Linked DNA regions of Mus musculus: region 2 is linked to region 1. Evidence: chromatin loops called from intact Hi-C (ENCODE). Cell type or tissue: heart. All regions are shown on one strand. Links, peaks and the distances in the headings refer to the core of each region. The heading gives the core; the rest is flanking DNA. Region 1 has its middle 31 kb from the start of Ccdc93. Region 2 holds the start of En1 (engrailed 1).

Region 1 (12,136 bases), core at 2,071-10,070:
CAGTGAACCTACAAGCATGAGTAGACTCAAACCTCAAAACATAATAACAAACATTTTCAAATGTGATTTATACAATAACTGCATTTCTGGGTGAGAATTGAGGAAGATGGCAAGCCTCCACTTTTACATGGAGTTGGTGTCTTCATTGGATCAGCTCTGGACAGTCTGTTGCTGATGGCTATATTCTTTTATTACAGTCACACCCTTGAGCATGAGGGGAACTCTTGCTGAGTGTATCTGAATCATGGTTCCTAGCCAGGCCTGGCTACAAATGGTTGTTACCACAGCTATGCAGGAGACAACTGTGAGTTCAAGGCCTTTCCAGGATACAGGAAAAGCTCAAAGTTAGCCCCGAGAGACTTAGCTAGAACAGTATCTCTGTGAAAAAGGGGCTGGGCAGAAAGGCAAATGTCTTACATTCTCTCTCACCAGAGGCTCCTAGCTTCAAATCTTCTGATGTAATTACACATAGCCTGGAGTAACTACAGAGGCCAGGAAAGTAAAACAGGACCCCTGCCAAGATAGGAAGTTTGGGAAGCAACAAAAAGGGCAATTGCAGAGTCCAAGTGATCTAGTTGGAGCAATGGGAAAGGAGGGGTTCTTTAGGGGAGGGGAAAGAGAGAAATACAGAAGACAGCAGGTGGAGGGAAAAGGGTGCACGGTGCAGGTGATCTCATGGGGTTTGGGGGAAAAGGGCCTCCTGAGGGAAGATACATGAAGAAGAAAGAATATAAAACTACAATAAGAATAGCTGGGAAAATAGCTGCGAGCAATCATACCATCAACTATTTATCTTAAAAAATCCACAATACACATAATTCTACATATAAATATACACATCTATGAACCACATCAATAGCCAGCATCATGATAATCCTAAGAGTGGAGTAGTGGCACACAGTCCTTGGTGGTAACCAATGGCTCTCTAACTGGACTCAAGACCCTTTAAAAAAGAGGGAAGTCATGCTTAGTACGGAAACTTAGTTTATTTCTCAATACTAGTGAAGTCATGGTTTTTGGAGGAGGATCTGCAACCACTAATTTACTAAGCCAGCATAATCCCTAACAACAATTTATAAACACTTGTCATTATACCCACAGTTACATTCTTCATTCATTATCAAGGAAAACTTCTTTTTGCAACAGAGGCCACTATAGAAAATACCAAAGTCAATCAAAATGCAGAGTTGTGATGCCCAGGCCCAAAAGATACATTTACAAAACACTCCCACACCCGAGGCTCTGGGAACATTTCGTATGAGGGAGTGAGAAGATTGTAAAAGCCAGCAAAGAGTTTGTTGTGAAATTGTGTCTCTCAGTAATATTAGAAGCTACACTCATAAAGTCTCACCATCATGACTGTCCAGTTATCTGAACAAGGATGATACTAATGAACATGCCAAAGTGGATGAGGGGAAAGCCCACAAGGCCTATGATGTAGAATTGTGTTCATGTCTGGTATAGACAGCTGTGTATGCCCTGATGTTGAGAGCTCCATACACGTCAGATATGGAGAGCTCCATACATGCTGATGTGGATGGCTCTCTCTCTCTCTCTCTCTCTCTCTCTCTCTCTCTCTCTCTCTCTCTCTCTCTCTCTCTCTCTCTCTCCATACATACATATATATATATATATATGAGGCTGTAAAGATTACAAGAGGCAAGTCCCTAAGACTCCACAGGGCCCTTCAGTGCCCTCCCCTTCGCCTTTGTAAAGCTGCATACCCATCCTCCACACCTGTGCCCTCTCTCTCTCTCTCTCTCTATATATATATATATATATAGAGAGAGAGAGAGATGATTAGATGATTAGCATTAGTGGGCAGAGCACTTGGGTGAGGCCTGGCTTCTCAACCCAAACAGAGCATAATGAGGCCTGTTTTTCCTGCTTCTTAAATATCAAGTAGCTTTCTCTTATTACCTGGTACAGATGCACACAGGGAACGAGATTGTATGGTAGTCCACATCCACTTAAGCTTGCCACATGAGTTGCCACAGGGACATTCCTTCTGCGGTAAAGCTTGTTCCAAGTCTTACTTGGGCCGTGTAGAGCTGATTCCTGGTCCTTGGGGTAGTGCACAGCCCACCCCACTAGTCCTTCCACTTAGAGCAATGTAGCTGTGAGCCTGAAAGCTAGCTTCTCATAAGGTGCCTGCCTGGTCCTGTCCTTCCACTGCCTCTGAAGGAGATGCCTAGGATCCTTACCAGTACAGAAGGCCAATGACCTGCCCTGAGGATAGGAGATATAGGGTGGGCCCAGTCACTTCAGCAGAGCCTTTCAAACTGACTCTCTGTCTTCTACCTTGAACTTTGTTCTCCAGCTGCGGTGTTTCTGCCTGAGGCTGTAAAGATTACAAGAGGCAAGTCCCTAAGACTCCACGGGACCCTTCAGTGCCCTCCCCTTCGCCTTTGTAAAGCTGCATACCCATCCTCCACGCCTGTGCCCTCCACCACACAAGTAGAGCTTTTCCATCTGATGGTGCTCTATGTGTACCCAACAGGCTCCTTTGCCTTGGTCTCATTGTCCATGCATGTTAAGATAGATATTTGTGTGTGTGCTGTGTGTACAGGTGTGAGGGCACATGTGTGCATGTGGGGGCACATATGTACACCTGTGTATAGAGGCCAGAGATCGAGTCTTAGTGTTTCTCCGACTTATATATTGAGGCAAAATCTCTACTTGGGGAGTAGAGATTGGCTTGGCTGACTGATTTGGCTAGTTTAAATTAGCCATCTTCTCCAGGAATCCCTTGTCACATGCAGGTGTGTGTGTGTGTGTGTGTGTGTGTGTGTGTGTGTGTGTGTGTGTGTGTGTCTGTGTGTGTACATACATGCATTCTGTAACCCACTAATTATAGTTTGGTTTCATGCATTCAACAGAGTTCTGGCCTTAGGCTATACCGGGCTTCTATTTTTTTTTTTTTTTCTGTCAATGGTCTCTTGTCAAGTATCTTTGTAAAAACTATTTCCCGTGATAGCTCCCACTCCCCACCCAAACCCTGAAACTGCTTCTTCTTTTAGTGAAATTTGATGGAATTTAGTCTTCAGACCTCTTGGCACATTCAGTGGCCATGTTAATGGGATGCTTCCCAAACCAGTTTCTCTGTTTGTGTCAACAAGGGCTCTTTGTCTCAAGGACCAGAAACCTAGTTTTAGTTTAAGGATTACAATGGGCTGGGAAGGTGGCTCAGTCGGTATGGTGTTTGCCTTGCAAGCATAAGGACCTGAGCTCTATCCCTAGAACCAGTGTGAGATAATTGGGTGCCATGCCTCATGCTTGTGGTCTTGTTGGTTGAGAGGGGAAAGCAAGTTTGCTCACTGTCCAATTAGCCTAGCCTACTTGGTAAATTCCAGATTAGTGAGACATCCTGCCTCAAAGAAGAACAGAAGCAAAAGCAAGGTTGTCCAGTGTTCTCCACAAGCATGCATGCCCTTGTGCCCCCGCCCCGTGTGTACTTGCATAAGCACAAGCACACACTCAAAGGAGAAAAAAAATCAAAACAAGGGGGACATTATTACCTCATTTATTGGAACTGAAGACACTACCAGATGCCCCAAACTTCTCACTCAGGGTGTGCTCTCCTGTGCATCTCTGTCTGTTTCCTTCCACATTTATCTTATTCTCAGACAGTTCCTATCTACCAGGTGATTACTTCGGTGAGCCTTTAGCAATGCCATGTCTTACTATTCTGGAGGAAGAAGGTGCCTGGTCTCCTGCAGAGTGTTTATCATTTCCTTACTGTATTCATCTGTCTATCTGGCCCACAAGCTTACGAGGAATCTACTGTTTCTATCGATGGGATTACACATGGCTATGTGACCATGCCTGGCTTTATGTGAGTTCTGAGTGTCTGAAGTCCTTATGCTTGTGAAGCAAGCTGTTACCACTCTGCCATCTATCCTGCCTTGTCAGTCCTATTTATGCTTGCTTGTTTGTTGGAGCATGAACCCTAGGCCTGCTTTTGGAACAACGGTCCTATATTTTTATTTTGCATCATGGAACCCACCCTACATCAGTCACTTACTCTACTGCTGTCCTGTATCCCAGTTTGTTAGAAGAGCATCATGATAGCTTCTCTATCATTAGGTATTGGCATGATACGCTGTGCTCGGCCCTCTGACATCACTTTTCTAGGTTGTGTGAGTAAGCACAGAGTAAGTCTACAAATGACTTGAACCATTCAATCTTAAATTCCCTTCTGTCATAACTTCATGTGTGAACTAGTTCACCTGTACTTTTCCTGCTTCTGAGAGTGTGTATGTGCATGTGTACTGATAGTTGTGTGTGTGTGTGTGTGTGTGTGTATGCAGATGTTAGAGAGCAATTTTGAGTGGTGCTACCCATCTTGAGTTCTAAAACTTAGTCACTCATTGACCTGGTACTTGCCAAGTAGCTTATGCTGGCGAACCAAGAATCCATCTGCCTCTGTTTCCCCAGAACCGGGATTATAAGCATATGTCTCATTGGCTGGCTTTTAAAAATGTGGATTTTAGGCATGAGGATTAGGTTTGCGGCAAACACTCTTAATCTTTCCAGCCCCTGGTTGCTTTTTTGTTTATTTGGATTTTTGTTGTTGTTGTTGTTTGTTTTTGAGGCAGTGTCTCCTATAACTCAGGCTGGCTTAGAACACCCTATGCAGCTGGAACGTGCTAGAACTCCTGATCCTTATTCCTCTGCCTCTCAAGTGCTAGGATCACAGATCATAATGCTTGGCTTATGTGGTGCTGAGGGCTTTGTGCATGCTAGGTAAGCACTCTACAAACTGAGGCACATCTCCAGTTCACAAGATGACTACAAAATACAGGAGGATATATACAGGCTATACACAAACACTATACATGATTTTACACAAATGATTGGAGCATCTCAGGTGAAGGAAAGAGGGACAGTGACCTAGGACCAAACTCCCATCGCAGAGGGATGGACTACTTGTATTTCAGTCTCATTTTGTTGCTGGGTTCATTCAATTTACTATTCAGAACTTGTCATTGAAACTAGCAGGAACTAGGCTGGCACAGGGGATTAAGGCAGTTGGTGCTAAGCTTAACAACTGGAATTGGATCCTTGGGGCTCATAGTGAAAGGGGACAAGCGATTTCTTCAAGTTGTTATCTGACTTCCATGAAAAATATATTGTGGAACACACACGCACACTCACACTCATGCAAATGAATACATACAAAAATAAATAAATATTTAAAAAATTAAGAAATGACCAAAATGTCTTATTTATTCAGAAACAACACAAGAAAAAAAATCAAGAAAAACATTTTCAAGAGAACACTGTTGATCGCAATTAAAACTCTCCCAAAAGCAAGAGGTAAGGGAGGGGAGAGGGAGACAGGAAGACATATTCTACTTCTGAACAACAGATGGCGACGGAGCTAAGCAAATGGAAGACATTGTTCCATGTTAGTGAAATCCTGTCAAGTGTGTGGAAGAAGCCAAGCTATAAACAACATATGGGAAACAATGAATATTTTAATTAGGTGTTAATAACCGAATATTGAATCCTTGTCTTTCTACCTAATTCACAACAGTGTTATGATGGCTAATTAATAAGTGATTGTAAAGGAAATGATTCATTATTTGCTGCAATAATTAGACCAGTTGACATGCTTCTAATCGTGAAATGATTTTTAAAAGTAAATGGATACAGAGCAAGTTAGTTTTCTGTAGTTACAGGAACCCCACAGTGCCTGTTTGAGGTGATTTTTATTGCCACTTTACATCGTTTGGGTACCAGCAACGATTCGTTGCATCATTTCCTTCTCGAGATAGAATCAGGTGTGAGTATTGTCTTAACAGATAGCCTGTCACATACACTTGAAATTATGTATATAAGAGGAAACAAGAAAGCCTGCTTTCATGGGGGAACTTTTTGGAAAGATATCAACCATTGAGCAAATCAAAACAAAACCCTAGCCCAGAAGAGAGAGAGAGAAAAAAAATCCTCTCTCCAGAGTCCCCCATCTCTAGCGTCTGATTCTCATATATAAAAATAAAACTAAAAAGCAAGTATATAATCCCAAACTCCTCCCCCTCATTCCAGATTTCAATCCTCTTTGAAGTGCCTCATGTCCTCAGGACATAATGAAATGCCTTGCACTGGAAGGAAGCCACACAGATACATTTCAAGACCCCTCCCTTCTCTCTGCTAGTGGCAGAGCTAATGCAGTTTACTTATTAGATGAGTCGCCATGGATACTGATAGACTCAAGCCAAGTCTACCCCACTGAGGGGAATTGGAGAGTTGAGGCAATTAGCCTCATAATTTAAATAAACAAAGTTCCCCTCGTTTTTGTTTCGGTTACCTGATTTTTTTTTTCAAATGAATGTCTAATTTTAGTTTTGAATTATTAGAGGTGGTTCTCGCCTCGGGTCTCTTGTTAAATTAGCTGGCAGAGATCTGGATTCCTCTACCCCAAGCGAATGAGCTTCCTGAGCCTCCTGCTTTATCATTCCCAAGCCTTCCTAGCCGGCATTTTGGGAAACAATGTGAATAACTGCAATCCGGGATGAACAGACTCTGCAAGACCATGCAGATCTAGAAACGGTTGCTTGGAGAGACAAGATCCTTTAATCTGACGAAGACATTCATAAACCCATGTCCTTCCTGACCCTCTGGTCTCCAGCCTGTTGTGCTCAGACCACATGTTTCTACCCTGGTCTTAGGCCAAGCCACAGACTACAGAGACACTTCCAACTGGGGATTTTAGGGCTGGTCTTGGCTGCTTCTTGCAATCCCATTTTTCTTCCCAGGCCGTGTCCCACCCTTGCCAGTATGGACGCCTTCATCGGGCTTTCTGCTGAGACAGAGGAGTCTAAAACACAGCTATCACTCCCAAGTAACAAGGCTTCACATGTAAGTCACTACCCACATCCGTCATCTCCATTATTTAGTACTCCTTGTCCTCATCCTGGATGGGACTAGCTACAGCAGGAGTCCTGATGAGTGTGAACTGTGTTGTTTTGCTTTGTGCATACGTATGTGTGTGTGTGTGTGCACGCATAAATGTGCATGTTGAAAAACATACGAGCGCCTCCTTTGTTGTTCGTGAGATGATATTCCCCTTGTTATTCTGAGGCAGGGGTTCTGCTCTGGAGCTGCTCTGGAGTTATCCAAGTAGGCAGGGATCTGCTGGTCTTTGCCTCCCCAGGGCTGGGATCACAAGTGCACACAACCTTCCATGCTTGTATTTTGTTTGTTTGTTTGTTTGTTTGTTTTGCATCCTTTGTTTCTTTGTGCTGTTTTATTTTGTCTGTTTTGTTTTGCATGGGTTCTGGGGTTCTAACTCAGGTCCTGCTGCTTGTAAGGCAAGCCCTTTAGTGGAATCAATCATCACACTGGGGCTTCCATGTTGCTCCTGCTGTGCATTGGCATGAGAGTCTCTCCTTCACTCTCGCCACTCCCTAACACAGAGCTTGCTCAGGGTGACTCAGCATTGAGAGTTTTCTGGCCATTCATCACTGACAACCTATATCCTTCGTCTTTTTCCTTTTCTCTCTTCTATTTAAGATTTTAAATTTTATATAGTGCGAGGATAGGTGAGGTATGTTTGCCTGTGTGGGATGGTCCAAGGACAACTTGTAGACGTTGGTTCTCACCTTGGGCTTTGCAACAAATGCTTATTCACTGAGCTTTCACTGGCTTCTTCTCATCCTAGCTTTTTAGATTCTCCTCCTGGAAGGAGAGGCTGTGATGTAGGCAGAGGCTGTATCCCTTAGGACTGGACGGTGTGGTGTCCAATAGTGGTAGGGCTCTAGCTAGAAGTCGATCTTGGCATCTTATTGGCATGAATTTGACTCACCCTTAACTTTCATATTTCTTACCCTTCCTGAACTTCATTTTTTTTTTTTTTTTTTGGTTAGGTACTAGATTGATATGTCTGGAAGAGGCAGAGTAGTTATTGGAAATAACTTACACAGGGTACCTCATAAGAGCTTTACTAAGATAGTTTTTATATATTACTTATTAGATTTAATATTTATATAATCATCTTAAATATTTATTTTTATTTTATGTATGTGATGTTTTGCCTGAATATACGTCTATGCATCACATTCATACAGTGTCCTCAGAGACTAGAAGAGGGCATCGGGCACCCTGAAACTGGAGTTGCAGTTCCTGTTAGCCACATGTGCATACTGGCATTTGAATCCAAACTCTCTAGAGGAGCAGCCAGTGTTCTTAATCACGGATACATCTCTCCAGCCTGAATGTTTATATTTTGATATAATAAGAGCTGACAGTCAAGTATAGAACTGTCTGTATGCAATAAGAATGTGGGTATTCTAGTCTATTACTTTGTTCCTTATTTTCCTTTCTCTGCTCTAGCAAGGCTTTACATTTCAGTACTCTATTTGTGTGTGCATAAATGTGTTACTCGCAGGGACACATGTGTGCATACGGAGACTACAGGACAACTTAAGTTCCTTCAGAACACCACCCGCCTTAGTTTGAGACTGCACCTCTCAACGTCCTGGAGTTCTTCCAGTACACTAGGCCTGCTGGCTGACTTTCAGGTTCCCGTAGCCCACCTATATTTAGCCTCTCATATTTCTTTATGGCTTTGGGATTTCAGCCAGGCGTGTGTGTGTGTGTGTGTGTGTGTGTGTGTGTGTGTGTGTACATGTGCACACGTGTGTGCAGATGTGTATACATGTGGAGAGAAGAAGTCAACGTCTGGTGTCTAATTTTGTCACTCTCCACCTTCTCTTCTGGTAAATTTTTACTGAACCCAGAATTCGCTGGGCTAGGCGGACTGGCCAGGAAGCTCTTAGAATCCCCATCTCCACCTACCAGACGTGGGATAGCAGGAATGCTGCCATACCTGGCCGTTTTTCACCCATGGATCATAAGGACCTGAACTCAGATCCCCATACGTATATGGGAGGAACTTTGCCTACCCAAATATCACCCCAATTCCTTCAGAGCAGCTTCTTAAAATGTAGGGTCTGGGGATTTAACCCCGGCTCTCACGTTTGTGAAACAAGCATTTTACAGGCTGACTTATCTCCCCAGCTTAATACTTGTTTTGAAAAAAAAAAAAAAAAAAAGCTGTGTGAGTCAAACACTGCACGGAGCACATATGGCATTTCCTCCTGTGACTCTGCCTTCAGTGAATTTTGGCTTTACTCTGTGAAGCAGTTTGCATAGCATGCTCAGCCAGTTGACTTCCATTTTATTATAGTAAGTGTCTGGTAAATGAATATAATCACTGTCATCCTTGATTTACAGGAAGACTGAAGCTCAGGGAAGTCAGAGCCTTGTCCAAGGTCACACAGCAAATAGTGGCACAATCGGGACTTAAAACAGTAACATCTGATGCTAGAATCTGAGCCCCGCCCCCACTACTTGTTCCTAGGGGCCATGCCATTGGCTTAGACAAGGAGCAGTCAGTTTTCAGAGAATAGAGGCACAAAGGTGAGATGGAACTTACCCAGAGGGTTTCTTAGGGAGATTGTATGGTGATCAGAGTCTCCAGAGACAGTCTTTATAAAGGAATCCTTGACAGTAAAACACACAGCCATGAAAGGGTGAGTCGCAGCTCCCGTTGAAACCAGGAGTTCCAACCTCTTTTCTGTTTGGGGTTATCCCTGGTTGTTCTTCCCAAGTTTTTCATTGTTATTCAAGGTGTCTCTTGTATCCTGTGATGCCATTTCTCTAACAGAAGCATTTGGATCCACAGTTTCCAGAACCCAGGGACTTCCCTACTGGAAAAGATGCCGTGACTCCCATTGTGAGTTTGAGAAAGAGTATGAGCTACTCAAGGTGACCCAGCTGGTCGCTGGATGGTCACCAGAGTGTCCTCCTGTTTTCCACAGTAGGCTCTTACCTTTTTATGTACATGCAAGGTATGTATGTGTGTTTCATGTATAAGCATGTCTACACATGCATGGAATCCAGGGGTCAGTGTCTAGTATCATTTCTTAGGCACCATCCACCTTGTTTTGGGAGACAAGGCCTCTCATTGGCCTGGAACGAGACTTGAGGTTAAGCTTGCTCAGTTCATGCCTGTCTGTCCCCCCAGCACTAAGATTAGAAGCATGTTATAATCACCACGCCAAGCATTTTTTTACATGGATTCTGGGGGAATCAAACTCAGGCCTTTTGTTTGCAAGGCAAGCACTTTAATCACTAAGCTATCATCCCACTCCACCCCATGCTCCTGCTAGACTTATATTTTGTGACATGGGGCATGGGGTTTCCAAGACTTCTTCCATCTGTGTCTAGTGCTGAGGAAAGGGCACTAATCCCCTTCCTGGTACTGGCCAAAGTAGTTAAGATTCACCCAAACCAGACAGAGCATACTATCCTCACTGAGCCTTACTCTATTGTCTTGCTTCAGAAGCAAGCATGATATGCTCCCCTTTCTCCTACTGAGAAGCCTGCCTCCCCAGTACGGGAAGCAAAAAAGGCATTCACACTCAAATCTTGAGGGTTGATTAGATTTTTAAAGTTGGCCATACCCTCCCTTCCTGCCACCCAATAGATTATGAGTACAGCGGGAGCCTCTTTTGTTTTGAACAAATGTCTTTATTTAAAACAAAATGCAGAGCCTGTTTAGACCAGTGCATAAACAGCTATCCAATTCAGTGACTTCTTCCAAGAGGCAGCCTCTCGCCCACTGTCAGTGGGTCCCTGCTGAGATATTTGATGCACCCACTGCATTTTATATTGCTTAATGTGGCTTATGTATCTGCCAATAAATCTGAAATCCAGGTCACAGAATATGTAGCTCAAGGAAATCCATAAAAGTCGTGGAGAGTGGCTTCGCTAACTGCATCGCGTTGCCAAAAGCTGAGGTCATTTCCTCTTGCTAAAAATGCAGAGCTTCATAAATTATTTTTATCACCTCTAGAGTCAAGCAAACAGTCTTGCACAGATGCCAAAGAGGTTTCACCCCCTCCCCATGCCACGAGCACTCTTTAATCTTGAAATGTTTTTCACAAGTCTTCTGCAAAATTATTGTTTATGCTTTCCTCTCCTCCTCTCCCCTACATTACCAATGTCCCAGCCAAGTGCATGTAAATCTAAGAAAATAAACACAATTGCATCAGGCCAAGGTTTTCACAGAGAGTGGCATAGATATCGGGGTTGGGGCTGGGGAGACAGCTCATTTTCCCTGCGGGGGAGGGGAAGGCCTGATGATACACAGGCACACGCATGTGCATGCACACACACACACAAGCAAGCAAGCAACCTCACACGCACACACGCATGCACACATTTGTATATACAGACACACACGCACACAAAACAAATAGAATAAATCTTAAAAAAATTCATACTGAAGCTGGGCACAGTGGTGTACACCTTTAATCCTAGCATTGAGGAGGTAGAGGCAGGTAGATCTTTATGAGTACAAGGCCAGCCTGGTTTACAGAGCAAGTTCCAGGACAGCCAGGGCTGTTATGCAGAGAAACCCTATCTCCAAAAGAAAACAAATAATAATGATGATGATGGTGGTGGTGGTGGTGGTGACAGCAACAATGACAACGACCACAACAACAACGTACTGTGGAGTCAGGCAAATGAGTCAGTGAAGGAGCTGTATGAGCCTAATGGCCTGAGTTTCATCCCTGGATCCTATGTGAAGGTACAAGGAGAAAGCTACCTTCTAAAGTTGCCCTCTGACCTTCACAGGTAAGGCACACATGTCCACACCCGCACATCACTCAGTATACAAGAATAATAATGCTAAGCACAGAAAGTGGTGTTGAGCTTGGTATAATTATCCTCCAATTCCCAATACACACACCAGTGACTGGGGGTGGGGTGGGGGTGACATTGTTTCCACAAAGCCGTTTTTTAGGAGGTGTTAGGTATGTGGAGATGGTGAATGACAAGCCACGAGTGTTCAGTGGAGAACTTTATAGAAAACACTACTGAATTAACTTACAGTACATTTGTTAAACACGAGCACCTCTAATAATGACATTTCATTGAACAATGCCCTTTGTCTTTCTCAGTTCATCAGCTACCTATTTCAGTAATGAGCCACAGTCATCCTATTCTGATTTTCCCCTAATGTAAAGGCTCAGCTCACTTCACCGCCAGTGAAGCACAATGCTATTATTCAGTCTGTGGCTTAGGAAGAAAAAGCTATGGAATAGATCACCATTCTAATTGG
Region 2 (12,136 bases), core at 1,557-9,556, 800 kb after region 1:
CTATACATAGTTGCTTACATGTTACATGCATCTTGCATATAGGGAAAAAAAGGAGAGTAGAATTTATAGTGTATAAAATTCTAAACAAAAGAGAGATGGGAACCTTTAAATAGGCTCTTAGTCTTAGCCTCTGAAAGCTTCAGGGGGTGTCAGTCCTGGAGAGTCTGTCCCACTCACTGACAACTCCCCAGAGGGTTCTCTGGGTTGGCCAAGTGTCTGGCCTGTCCTAGGATCTTCTGTGTACAATCTCCTCTCCTTGAAATGAGGAATTTGGCTAAGCTTTGCTGGATTTGGAAAAGGAACCTCTATACTGAAGCTTCAGGTCAGGGAGAGGTAGGCCTCTGGCTGTTTGGGGGCTTCCAGACCCCCTGAACAGGATCACTAGATACAGCTTTTCACACAGACGGGCCTCCTCTTTGTAGTATGAGGAGACTATTACACAGTGAAGCCCTGCGAGCATCAAATCAGACTAGCTACCTGCGGAGGGGAATCCCATGCCCAAAGGAAGAGGTGAAGAGACTCTGGGCCAAAGCTGGGCAGCTTTGCAAACAGTCTGCCACCATTGCAGGCCCTGGTAAGGCCTCTAGTCTTAGACTTTCACAAAAAAAAAAAAAAAAAAAAAAAAAAAAAAAAAAAAAAAAGACCTAGAGGTATAGTTTTGTTCATGGAAGCAGGTTGAACAAGAGGACTCAGTTGGCTGAGCCTGAACAAGCTTAAGCAGCCAGCTGGAGCCTTTGGGGGAAGGGCAGTGAAGGACTGGACTTTCTGACATTGGGGTCGCCTAGAATACATTCAGGGACTCGGCATATCCTCCAGACCAAAGCAAACCTGGACAGCCTGTGCCATACACTCCCTTTCACACTAACATTTGTTGAGCAGTGATGATTACAGTCATAGCTGAGCTTCCCAGGGTTTTGCTCCCACCCTGTACAGCCAGGGTGGTCGCCACACAGTACCTGGATGGGCTCTTTCTCATCCCACAAAGAAGAGGGCAGTCAGCAACTCATGAACACAGTGAACATTTTATTTCAGACTACAGGTTTCTGAACATAATAAAATCTTTGGCTTGTAGCGGCGGTTCAGTCTCGCAGTCTGTGGGGTTGTATTTCTCAAGGAGTCTCCAGAAAAGGAAGGGGATTTACGGGAGGGATAGACAAGACCAATAGAAGAATCCTGGGTGGGTAGAGAAGAGGCGAGGGGCAGACACACAAGGAAACACACTCACACTCACACAAAGAAAAGTCCCAGAGAAACCAGGGCCAGCGTTGGGGGTGCAGGAGGTACCCAGAGAAGCAAAAACATTCAAAGGAAAAGAGCAACGAAAACGAAACTGGGCTGGGGGGGGGGGGTGCAGCAAGGTAGGGAGGAGGGGAAAAATAATTATAATAATTATAATAATTATAACAATAATAAATGAGATTAATAAAAATGTCCAGCAAATAGAGATCGCTACACATATTTGTTTTCCTTACCTGAAATTAAATATATACACGGTCGAAAGCAGTTTGGCTAGATAGAGCTTTAAGGAATTCGCAGTTTCATCTTATACAGTGAGTTAGAGAATAGATGTTTATTTTTCCCCCATAGCACCTGTCCGAGTCTTACTCCCGTTTCAAAAACCGTTTTGTTCCTATGTGAATGTCCACTCGGAGGATTGCTTTCTCTTGCTCGCTTTCTCTGTCGCCCTGATTGATGCCTCCCTCCATAGCGATCGTCTCTGCGTGGGGCTGGTGAAGCGGCAGCCCCGAGGAGCCTGGAGGTGGCACGGGCGCCGTTGGACCGCGGGCCCCGGAGCTGGCCACAGCTACTCGCTCTCGTCTTTGTCCTGAACCGTGGTGGTAGAGTGGTTGTACAGTCCCTGGGCCATGAGGTGCAGCGCCAGGCCGTTCTTGATGCCGGTGGCTTTCTTGATCTTGGCACGCTTGTTTTGGAACCAGATCTTGATCTGGGACTCATTCAGGCTGAGCTCCTGGGCGAGGGTCTGTCGCCGCTGCTCCGTGATATAGCGGTTTGCCTGGAACTCCGCCTTGAGTCTCTGCAGCTGCTCGGCCGTGAACGCCGTCCGCGGCCGCTTGTCTTCCTTCTCGTTCTTTTTCTTCTTTAGCTTCCTGGTGCGTGGACCTGCAGCGGGGAGGACAGGGCCAGGGAGGGGAGGAAGGGGGTCAGGAACAGAGGGAGGGGGAGAGGGCAGAGTAAGCCTTGAGAAAATTGTGTGGAGTACACCGCGGGCGGGGATCCCGAGTTTCCGGGGCGATTGTAGAGGCCAGCTGCTGGGTCCGCTATCTCCATCAAAGAGCCCCTCTCTACACCATTGAGATCTCTAGGCCCCCCTCTGCAGGAGGGACTCGGAAACCAAACAAGCACACTGGCAGGGACTGCAGGGGCCACCCGATTCAAGAAAGATGGAGAACAGACCTAGCTCCCAGTACTGTCCAGCCCAGAAGGCCAACAACAACAACAAAATAGGGCTGGGGGAGCAATTAAAGATACAGTGAGTTCTTGGAGTCCCAAGGTATAACCTAGACTTAGGGTATCACTGAACCAGAATGTCTTCTTAGCCCTGGAATAAATACATCAGTAAGGTCAGGCCCTGGGAAGAATGGCTGATCTCTGATCTACTTTGGTTCTCACTTTATTCTTGGGAAGCTACACACACACACACACACACACACACAGAGAGAGAGAGAGAGAGAGAGAGAGAGAGAGAGAGAGAGAGAGAGAGAGAAGCCTACCTGATTTTCAACATTGACCTCAGAGAGAACAGGGAAGCTGAAATCACCCAACTCCAGAGAATCAGGAATCCCTTTCTGCCTTCTTTTCTTTCTGTTCGACCTGAGGGAAGCTCTTTCAGTAGCGAAGCAGGACACTGCCTGCCCATTCCTATTAGGACTGCTGCCCCTGGTCTATGAGTTTAAGCCTGGGACATTCTATTTAGCTTCTTGGTTGATGTCAGAAAGAAAAAAAAGAAGGACCCTTAGGACTCCTCTCCATGGTGTGGGGCGGGGGAGGAGGTTCTCTTATCTCTTTTCTAAACCTGCCTGCATAATTTCAGGGTGCAAAAGTCTTGAAGTAACACAAACAAATTGGGAAGCCCATGGCTGGTGATAACCCTTCCCTTGCTGTCCCCACCCAGAAGCAAAACAAGGACCAAGAGATGCTGGTGAAAGAAACAATCACAGCGGGGGGGACCTGTGCTATTACCCCAAGATGGGGTGTAGGAAGGCCATTCTCCAAGAGAATGAGGCCTCTCTCAAATGCTAATGTGGAAGGTGGGTATGGGGGTCCAGCCAAGGAGAGAGAACTAGGCTGGACCTTGGCTGGAGGGTTGAAACCTGCTTCGTGGCACTCTTGCTGGGATGTGGGCACTGCTGGCCTCAGTGATAGCTATGGAGGCCGTTCCTGACCTGTCTGTTATTACCTAAAACTATCTGAGAGAGGGGTCTTTGCTGGCATGTGCAAACCTAGTTACTGGAAAAATTGAGTAACTGGATGGAGCAGCCGACCAGCACCTAGGGTCAGTAGCTGTGTGTGGAGGAGGAGTCCAGGCCTTACTGGCTGTAGGAATCACGTCTAAGTTGTCACTCCTCCACATTAACTGCCTTTGGAGAAGTATCTGGTCCCTGCCTTCTCTGGTCTATAAAAAGAAAAGGAGCAAGGAACAAAGACAAGGCCTGCTCCTGAGCAAGACTTGGGTTTAGATGAGTCATAAGGCAAGCAGGCAGAGATGGCCCAGGACATGTGCGCATCCTCCAAGAGACTCCGCTGCGGGAGGTGCGTCCTGAGCATGTTGTAGTGTTGTTGTTGTGTGCAGAGGCACGGACACTTGTAATAAAATCGTAGCCTCCTGGCCGGCCCGACCCACTCAGCCTGACAGCTCAATCACTCTATCCATCAGGCGAGTCAATCAAAGCAGCTTTTCGGAGGTTCAGGGAGCCCGACTTGTCAATAACGGGGCTCGAGATGGCGGGGGCTGATAGCGCGCATCGATCCGCACCCAGCCCGAAGCAGCAAGGCTGCAAGACACCAGCCAGCAGTGGGGCGCCTGTGGCTACCTTTTGCCCGGCCCCCTGCCTGGCCCAAAGCTGACCTTGGACCCAAGCCCCTGCTGTTCTCCTCGGGGGACCGGCGCTGGCCTCCTAGAAACGCCCGCTCTGTGCAAGGAGAAGCAGGCCTGAGTCCCCTCTTCTAGGGCCCAGCAGCTGACCTTGGGTAGGTAGGTGCTCCAGCAAAGGAAAAGAAAGCAGAGAATTGTCCTAAGTCACGCAGATAGCCATTAACGGGCATATTTGCGAAGGAGAGAGAGTAAAAGAATGAAACCCAGGCCGAAGGGACAGGGGAGCCCTGCCAGGCACACGCTGATTCCCTTGCCCATGGTCCAGATTTCAAATCTTCCAGTAGCCTGCTTGTTTTGCTCTCCCACGGCCTGCCAGCACCAGCGAGCAGAGGCTACTCACCTTTCTGGCTAGGGCCTTCCTCTACATTCTACCCACGCGGGTTGACTCCCCATTCCCGGGCTGGGCGCAAGAGATGGAGGTTTTCTCTTTTCTGTCTCTCCCATATCTGTTTTTATGCAAATGGACTCTCCACAGTATAATATCCATAGTGTTTGTTTAAAACACACGGCAAAGAATATTTCTCCGGTTCATCTCCCTGGCTAAAGACAGTTCTGGACAGGACTACGGTGGTAGACGCAGAACCAAGTCACTAACTAGGCCTATCTTCCCGCCAGCTCAAAGCGCCCTTTCCCTACTAAATAGATCAATGAGTAATTAGATATCTTTCTTCGAGATAATAAAATAAAATACAAAAATGACCTCAGGGCTCAGAGTTCGTAAAATCAAAGGACAAAAACTGGAGCCTCCTGTGCGTGCCAATAGCTGTAACTTCCTTGGTCGAATAGGCCAACATGGCAGGGCAGAATCGAGCACAGGATCGGTTGTGACTAGGACCCGGGGCAAGAGAAATAAAACGTGAAGCTGATGGAGCTTCAAACTGGACTCTCCCGGGCGTGACGGCTTGAAATTCTAGAGCATGGCCTGGACACATATGCACATCCCGGCTCGGGTACTCACCAGAGGACGGACGGTCCGAATAGCGTGTGCAGTAGACCCAGGCGGGCCACACTAGGGGTTGCTGTGAGTCAGTCTTGACCACCGGCCCACCGTTAGCCGAACCCATGAGTAGGATCGCAGGGTTGTGTTCCGGGAACTTGGCGCCCTGCGCCCCGGGACTCCCCGCGTTGCCTCCACTACCACCGCCACTGTCCGAGGGCTTCGAGGCTGCTGCCGCCGCTGCCGCCACTGCCGCTGCAGCCGCTGCTGCGGCCGCGGCCGCCGCAGCAGCCGGGTTCCCGGCTTTGGATGCGCCGGCGCTGACAGCGGTGGCGGGCTGGGAGCCGTCGGGTGGGCCACAGTTCGCATCTGGAGCACACAAGAGCGAGGCAGCCCCCGAAGCTCGTGTGCCCAGAGAGTGAACGGGGTCTCTACCTGCACCAGTCTGGCCTCGGTCACGCTCCACGCGGCTTCCTCCTCCTGCTGCTGCGCCTCCTCCGGCTGCAGCCGAAGCCACCAGGAGCTGAGGCAGGGGCTGTTCCTTTTTGCAACCGAAATCGGGCCTTAGGATGTTATCGATGAAAAAGTTGGTGGTGCGGTGCAGCTGGGCCGCGGGCTGCGGCTGGTGAGCAGGCGCCGCGAGATGCTGCGGTGGCGGCGGCGGCGGCGGCGGCGGGGGCGGGGGATGCGGGGGGAGGTGCGGGTGATGGGCCAGGGGCGGCAGACAGGGTGCCGCAGGAGGCGACGGGGGCGCTGGCTGCGGGGACACCGGCACGCTGTCTCCATCGCTGCCGCTGCTGCCGCTGGCTCCTGGGCTCAGACTCAGACTGAGGCCGCTCGGGGCCGCCGCTGCCACCGCGCCGAGGCCCGAGTCGCGCTGACTTTTAGGCTCCGGCTGCTGTTCTTCCATGCTCGGCCGCCCGGCAGCCCTGGCCGCGGCGCCGGCCCCCGCCCCCCGCGCCTCGCTCCCCACCCCACTTTGCCAGCGGGCCCGTGGGGGTGCGCGGAGAGGAAGAAGGCAAAGCGAAGCCTCAGCGAAGGCACAGGGCGGATGCAGGCGGAAAAAAGAAAGGCGAGCGTCTGGCCTGGCTCTCGCCCGCTCTGGTGGAGCAAATCTCGCTCTCTCCCTCTCTCTAATTTGTAGACATCCAGATACAGTGAAGACACTTGGCTATTATTTTCTTTTCTTTTTCTTTCTTTCTTTTTTTTCTTTCAGCAACAAGATTTCAGTGATTGGTCTTAATGGGGGGATAAGCCACGGCTCAGAAAAAAAAAAAAAGAGGGGAGAAAAAAAAAGAGAAAAAGGAATTTTTTTTAAAGCTCCGAGACTTTTTCCTTAAAGGGAAAAAAATAATCTTTAAAGTCTAGCCATCTTCCTAGGCAGTAGAGGGGTTTGACTTCCCCAGTGTCACGCTCAGCTGTGCCCAGAGAGCGAGGCTGGCAGCGCCTTTAATCGTCTTTGCTTTTTTGCAGGGAGAGCGCGTCTCCGCCAGTGCCGGGCTCCCTTTTCCCCCCTGAAATCTCTGACAGCTCGGATCTTTGCACAAACTCTCTCGCTTAAAAAAAAAAAAAATCACCCAGGCACACTTTTTGCCTTCAAACCGGAAGCACGTGAGTCAGGGCCGCACGTGTGTGAGACCAATGGCGAGCCAGAACTCGCGCTGACACTCAGGGTTCGGCCCAATGGGCGCGCGCGGGACTTTGCGGATAAATAATCCGGGGGCGGCGGCCGTGGGTGGAGAGGGGGTGCAGAGGCTCAGGCCCCGTACGTCCGGCCTGCCCTGCCCCCATTTGTGCCCACGCCCCTCCCCCCTTCAGATCCGGACTGAAGAGGGCATGAAGAGATCCGAGAAAGCTAGAATTTGGGATGTAGACAGATAAGAGAAGCAAGTCCACAACTTGTTGGAGAAATACAGGACTATGGGTTCGTGTGTGCTGGGAACAACGAGAAGCGGCAGGGATTTGGGATACCATACACCCCCCTCCCCATCCCCGGTCGCCGATTTAGTTTATATTCTTATATTCCCACGTTCTCTCTCTGTCTCCCCCCCCCCTCTCTCTCTCTCTCTCTCTCTCTCTGTGTGTGTGTGTGTGTGTGTGTGTGTGTGTGTGTGTGTGTGTGTGTGTGTGAAAAACCAAGAGATCGGGCATGAGCGAAAGACTTAGGGCTAGCTACCTTCAGAGGTGTCGTTTGTTTCCCACTAATGGCAAACCCAAGAGGCCTGCTACACCTTGCTGGCACTGTTGGTTTGTGTCAGTGGCTAGCCACACTGTCGCTGAGAGATTCGTAACTATGCCCTTCCCTGTCTGGATCACCAACACCCACAAGCTGTCCGGACGCTGTGGAGCCACGTCCAGAGGCCATAGAAGAGCCCTAGTGCATTCTGCCCTTTTCTTCCTTGGCTAAGGGAAATCCGGATTGCCCTAGCCCGGTAGAGTTGTCTCAGAAGAGCACCTAAGCCAGGCGACATGATGTGCCTCCTTGCAAGGCCTAGGTTTGGGTTTCAACTTCAGTGAAACCTCTGTGTTAGATTTCCCTGCAAAGTAAAAATCAGAACAATAAAACTACCGCGCTTCAAATGTTTGCCTTGGCCGGCTGAAGATTCAACAACGGGTTACCCTAATTCTAAGCTGAATTCGCTGGAATTGCTGCCCACTCCTGGGCATCTTGGGGTGGGGCCCTGAGCACTTTCGCCTCCAGTCGCTTCCACGCTGCTGTATTCTGGGCATTTCCTCTTTTCCCGAGTGAAATACCTCAAAAGTTTTTCCTCAACCCAGGTTAGAGAGTGAAGGGTGATGCTGGACGCCGGAGAGATTTCCTGGAGAGCTGTTTTGGAGGGTCGGGTACGAATAGACTGTTGAAGCCTTCAGTCCAAGAAAGCCTTCCACAGAGGAGGCCTTTCCCACCCAATGTCCTGTTGGAGATCCTGGCAGAACTACACTTCCCTGATCACCATCCCCAAATGTCATAGTTTCTGACTACCTCATAAGAGTTACACTCTCTACCCCTAGTTAAAAAAAAAAAAGTAAGATTTTATTTACACAGAGGCTAGATTGGGAAGAACATACAACCAAACCCACCAGTCTAACCGGAGCAATGATGCAAAGTTTGTCCTGGACGAAGAACAGAATTCGCCTTTTGCTTGGCTGCCTCTCAGGCTCAGCCGAGAATCTCCCGACTTCTCTGGGCCGGGTTTCCAAAAAGGACTGGGCTGGGGCTTGGTGGCAAGAACCTCTCCAGAGTTGAGTCTCTGGGGCCACCGCGGTCTCTCCAACTTTCTGAGGCTTCTCCACATCTACTGTGCTTTCTTGTGGGTTACCTTCTGCTTCTAACCCAAGGGCTCCCCGAAATCTCCAGTTGCCCTCACTCCTTCCCCCCGAAATAGGGGTGGGATTTTTATTTATATTTAAGTTCGCAAAATTGAAATCTTTATCCCACAAGCGACCGTGGGTACTTAATTAAATTCTAATTAGGACACTATCAATATCCTATTTAGCCGCGTAGCTTTTGTGCGCCGCGGTCCCTTTCAGCGCCGTAAATAGGGTCTCGACGCCTTATCTCGCCTGCAGGAGACGCCGTGAGAAGGGCTGCGGAAGATAATTTATAGGTTTTAATTACTCTTCATTCCGCCTGATCAGCTTGGCGTTCATCACAGGCCTGTGAATAAAACCCTGGTCAAAAGCTCTGTCACATAGCACTGGCAAGACGTTTAATCAAAGTGAGCGGCCCCGCGCGCCGCGCGGCCCGGTCCTGTACGTAATTTCCAGCCAGCTGATAAAGCCAGCTGAATAATGCGGCGGCCCTTTGGAGACACCATTTACAGAAATGACTTTATTGACGGCTTAACGTCGGTAATTCATTTTACCTTTCATGTAGTAGAGCTCGGATTTGTTACAGTAATAGGATGATAAATGCACCCGCGGCCCACGAGCTCCGGCTGGATTAGGCGATGCTCCTCTGCAGCGCAGTGGCTTGTACCCCACTCCACCCCCCAGATCCAGCCCCAGACGGATGCTCCTTTAGACCTGTCGCCCGAGCTCCACGACCCCCACCCAGGTTCCACGCCCTCCTCTCCCTCCTAAAACTGAACACACTGTTGGGAACTATATGTGCCTGTGCTGACGTCCTGGCAAGCCTTGGCGAGAGGTGTGTGCAGGCTGAGTGAGCAAATATTGGCTGAGACACTTGTGTGAGGGGTCCAGAGATCTCGGAGCCCAGGGCTGGCATGTGGGTGAGAAGCTACAGCGGGGGCAGGGTGAGTGGTGTGTTCAAGTATGGGGAAAGGGGCTTGGTGTTGGTGTGCAGGGTGCATGTCAGTGTGACTGCCTTGGAGTACTCGTGTTTTTTAGATACTCCCCTCTGCCTTTTGGTAGTTGAGGATGTCTTGCCATTTGATAAATGCTCAGGCCAGGATGGCAGACAGGTAAGGCAGCAGGAAGAAGATGTGGGAACCGACCAGAAATGGAATGCAGCCCTTTGCTCCAAACGGGTCCAGTTCTGGGGTCCCAAGTACAGGAAGGAATGGAGATCAGCATGTCCTTCCATTGCCTTGCTGTTTTAAGCTTTGTGGTTACCCCCTGCAAGAGACACCCCCCACAGAAGGCCACGGATTGGGCATTACCTCCTCCATAGACTTACTGTCTCCCTTGCCACCTTTTCATATTTAGCCCAAATGAACTGGGGGTGGGAGAAACGACAAAGAAGGAAAGGATTTTTGCTTAATTCCAAATACCAAAAAATGCATGAGAGTGTAAGATAGTCCTCCTACCCCCAACGCAACCCCCCCCTGGGCTGGGGAGCATGGTACACTGAATACAGAGACCCCCTAAACCCTCCAACCCTCCCTAGTCCCTGAACATCCTCCATTCCTAGAGGTTCAACTCTGGCTTCCATGCAAAAGACATCTGGCCAAGCAGAGGGAAAAGTGCATGTGTGCTTAGGGAAGGGAGAGCTGCCGGGAACTTTGAGATCAGACAAAGGGAAGACATGAGTTTTTCTAAGGGTGAAAACTAAGAAAGTGTATCTATTTCCCCTCTTTCCAACCTGGTAAACAGCCACAAATCATTTATGTGCTTGTGTTCATGTCTGTTCCCCTGTGTGCATGAGAGCCATCCACGGAAAACCCAGTCTCCAAATGCATTACTTGTGTGTTGGTGTGTAACTCTGTGGAGGATAGGAGCTCCTCAAATGACTTGGGCCCAAGTCAGCCTCACCAATGCCTACAGAGAATTGTAACGCATTTGCTGAGAGCTCCTTGCATGATGGTTCAGAAAGGGAAATCTCCTACTCGGAAGGGTTTTCTAACGAGTTTTGAATTTTGTTTGTGTTGAGACAAGTTAAGAGGTCCCTCCAGTTCCCACCTTAAAATGGAGGTGGGAGAGGTGAGTGCAAATCTAAAAGCCAAGCCTCTCGGCTCAGAATCAGAGCTCAGTGGGCTTGCAGTAGGTGGTGTTGCCTGCACACGGTGGTAATCCCATTTCCAGTGTAGATCAGATGGCGGTGGGGCCTCGTGGTGCGGGACATGAATGAGTTGTCCCAACACAATAGCGTGCAGCCTTCCTACGGGGACTGGGTGACCAGCGGTTTTGTTGGGAGTGAATGCAGGGAGATTTCTGGTACAAGTGCGGGCATTATCGTGAGCCAGAAGGTCAGACTATACATTGCAGGTCCCCAAAGCCTATAGACCTTGGGAAATGTGAGGCCTCTAGCCGCGTGATTGTACCTGACAGTCTTTTCAATAGACTAATTCAATTAGCGCTCAGGGCTTCGGTCTTCATTTGGAGGGCATGACAATATGGGGTGGGTGGGTGCTGGAGGGGGATTTCTTGGGTACTGGTTAAGGGTCTTCAGGAATTTTGTTAGAAGCCAAGAGTGGCACTGGAAGAGGCAGACAAGGGGTGGGAGGAAGCCAATGAATTGGGGGCAGTCTCAGAAGCCAAATCTCTGAAAATAAATTTCTCAGTTAACCCAAGAAATGAGGAGAGGAAGTTTTGTTTGCAAGCCTCGGGAAAGTCCTGGGTGGGTGTGGAGAAGGCTTTGAGGTGATAGTTTTTCTTTTACCTTCTCTGTGTGTGAGCAAACGCACCCCCACCCCCAATCTGTTTTCCTAGAAAGCTCAAGAAAAAGCCTGTCAGTGGGGCTGTCACCTTAGACTATGCCAGTATTATCTGGGTGTATCCCCACCACCACAACCACCTCTAGTAGTTGCAGCAGGAGTGGAGACATTTTATTCTGGACTCTCTCTCTCTCTCTCTCTCTCTCTCTCTCTCTCTCATACACATGCCATTTCCTTGACTGTGGGAAATGGAGGTGTGGGGTGGGGTACTGATTCCCTAACATTCATTCCAAAGGGTCTCCTGGGGCCCCCGAGTTCCAGGAGCTAGACCAACTGCCCACCCGCTTGCTTGGTCCCTGGGAACGCTGAAGCCAGCCAGCCCATCGCTGCTAGCGGGTTTCCTCCCGACTTTCAGGCTGTACTTCCGAGAGCAAGGAGCCAGAGGAAGGAGTGGAGATGCAGGGCCCTTAGGCTCCCATTACGGAAAACAGAGTCTTCATCCCTGCCCCCTCCCAAGCCCTCCCAAATGGTTCTTGAGCTGAACCATTCAGCGAGACTGGTGCCAGCCCGGAGGATTTTAAAGCCAGTACTACCTAAAATCAAGGAGACTCCGCACACTTCTCTAATATATATGTCTCTTTAATCAGGCTTCCCGTTTGTCTTCTTACACAGAACCCTTCCCAAACCCTAGCACCCAAACTCCAATTTGGACTCAACTCCTCTCTGTGGCGCGGAGGCGGGGTATTTAGAATTAATTTAGTTAGACATTTCATCTGACACTTTATTTTGGCCTCCTCCCTCTTTAGTTTTCTCCCCTCCTTAGAAGGTTTGGGGACCCACTGACCTACTCCAGTCCCCACCTGTCCGAGTGACTGCTCCGCCTGGATCCGGCTCGGTTCGGTGCTTAGAGTGTTTGCAAGCAGGAGGAGGATGCGGGGTGGGAGTGAGCGAGGAGGGGCCAGAGCAGCTTCCGGGTTTGCCGTAGTCCCCCGTATCGGTTCCTGCTCCCGCAGAGGTCTAGACCCGTCT

Evidence for each region. A loop is a pair of places that touch in the nucleus more often than their neighbours do. Peaks named below come from ENCODE experiments on the same cell type or tissue, not always from the same donor. Only the 100,000 strongest peaks of a DNase experiment are listed, where the experiment ranks them.
Region 2: it touches region 1 in a loop (3-fold over the local background); 10 of 42 quality-filtered maps call a loop at or near these places.

Annotation. Positions count from the first base shown.
Region 1 is chr1:121,393,695-121,405,830 of GRCm38, reverse strand. No RefSeq gene overlaps it. Among named protein-coding and RNA genes, the nearest start is that of Ccdc93, 31 kb to the left of the region's middle. In heart, for the core only: a CTCF peak has its summit at 5,368; no DNase peak of the experiment used is centred there.
Region 2 is chr1:120,596,858-120,608,993 of GRCm38, reverse strand. It overlaps En1 (engrailed 1), which reads right to left and starts at 6,507. Exons shown (of 2, transcript NM_010133.2): 1 at 5,073-6,507; 2 at 1,003-2,121. The coding sequence starts at 5,961. The coding sequence ends at 1,805. Gm34352 (a long non-coding RNA gene) reads left to right here. Exons shown (of 5, transcript XR_387333.2): 5 at 1-583. In heart, for the core only: no CTCF peak of the experiment used is centred there; no DNase peak of the experiment used is centred there; H3K4me3 peaks cover 2,807 bases; H3K27me3 peaks cover 6,885 bases.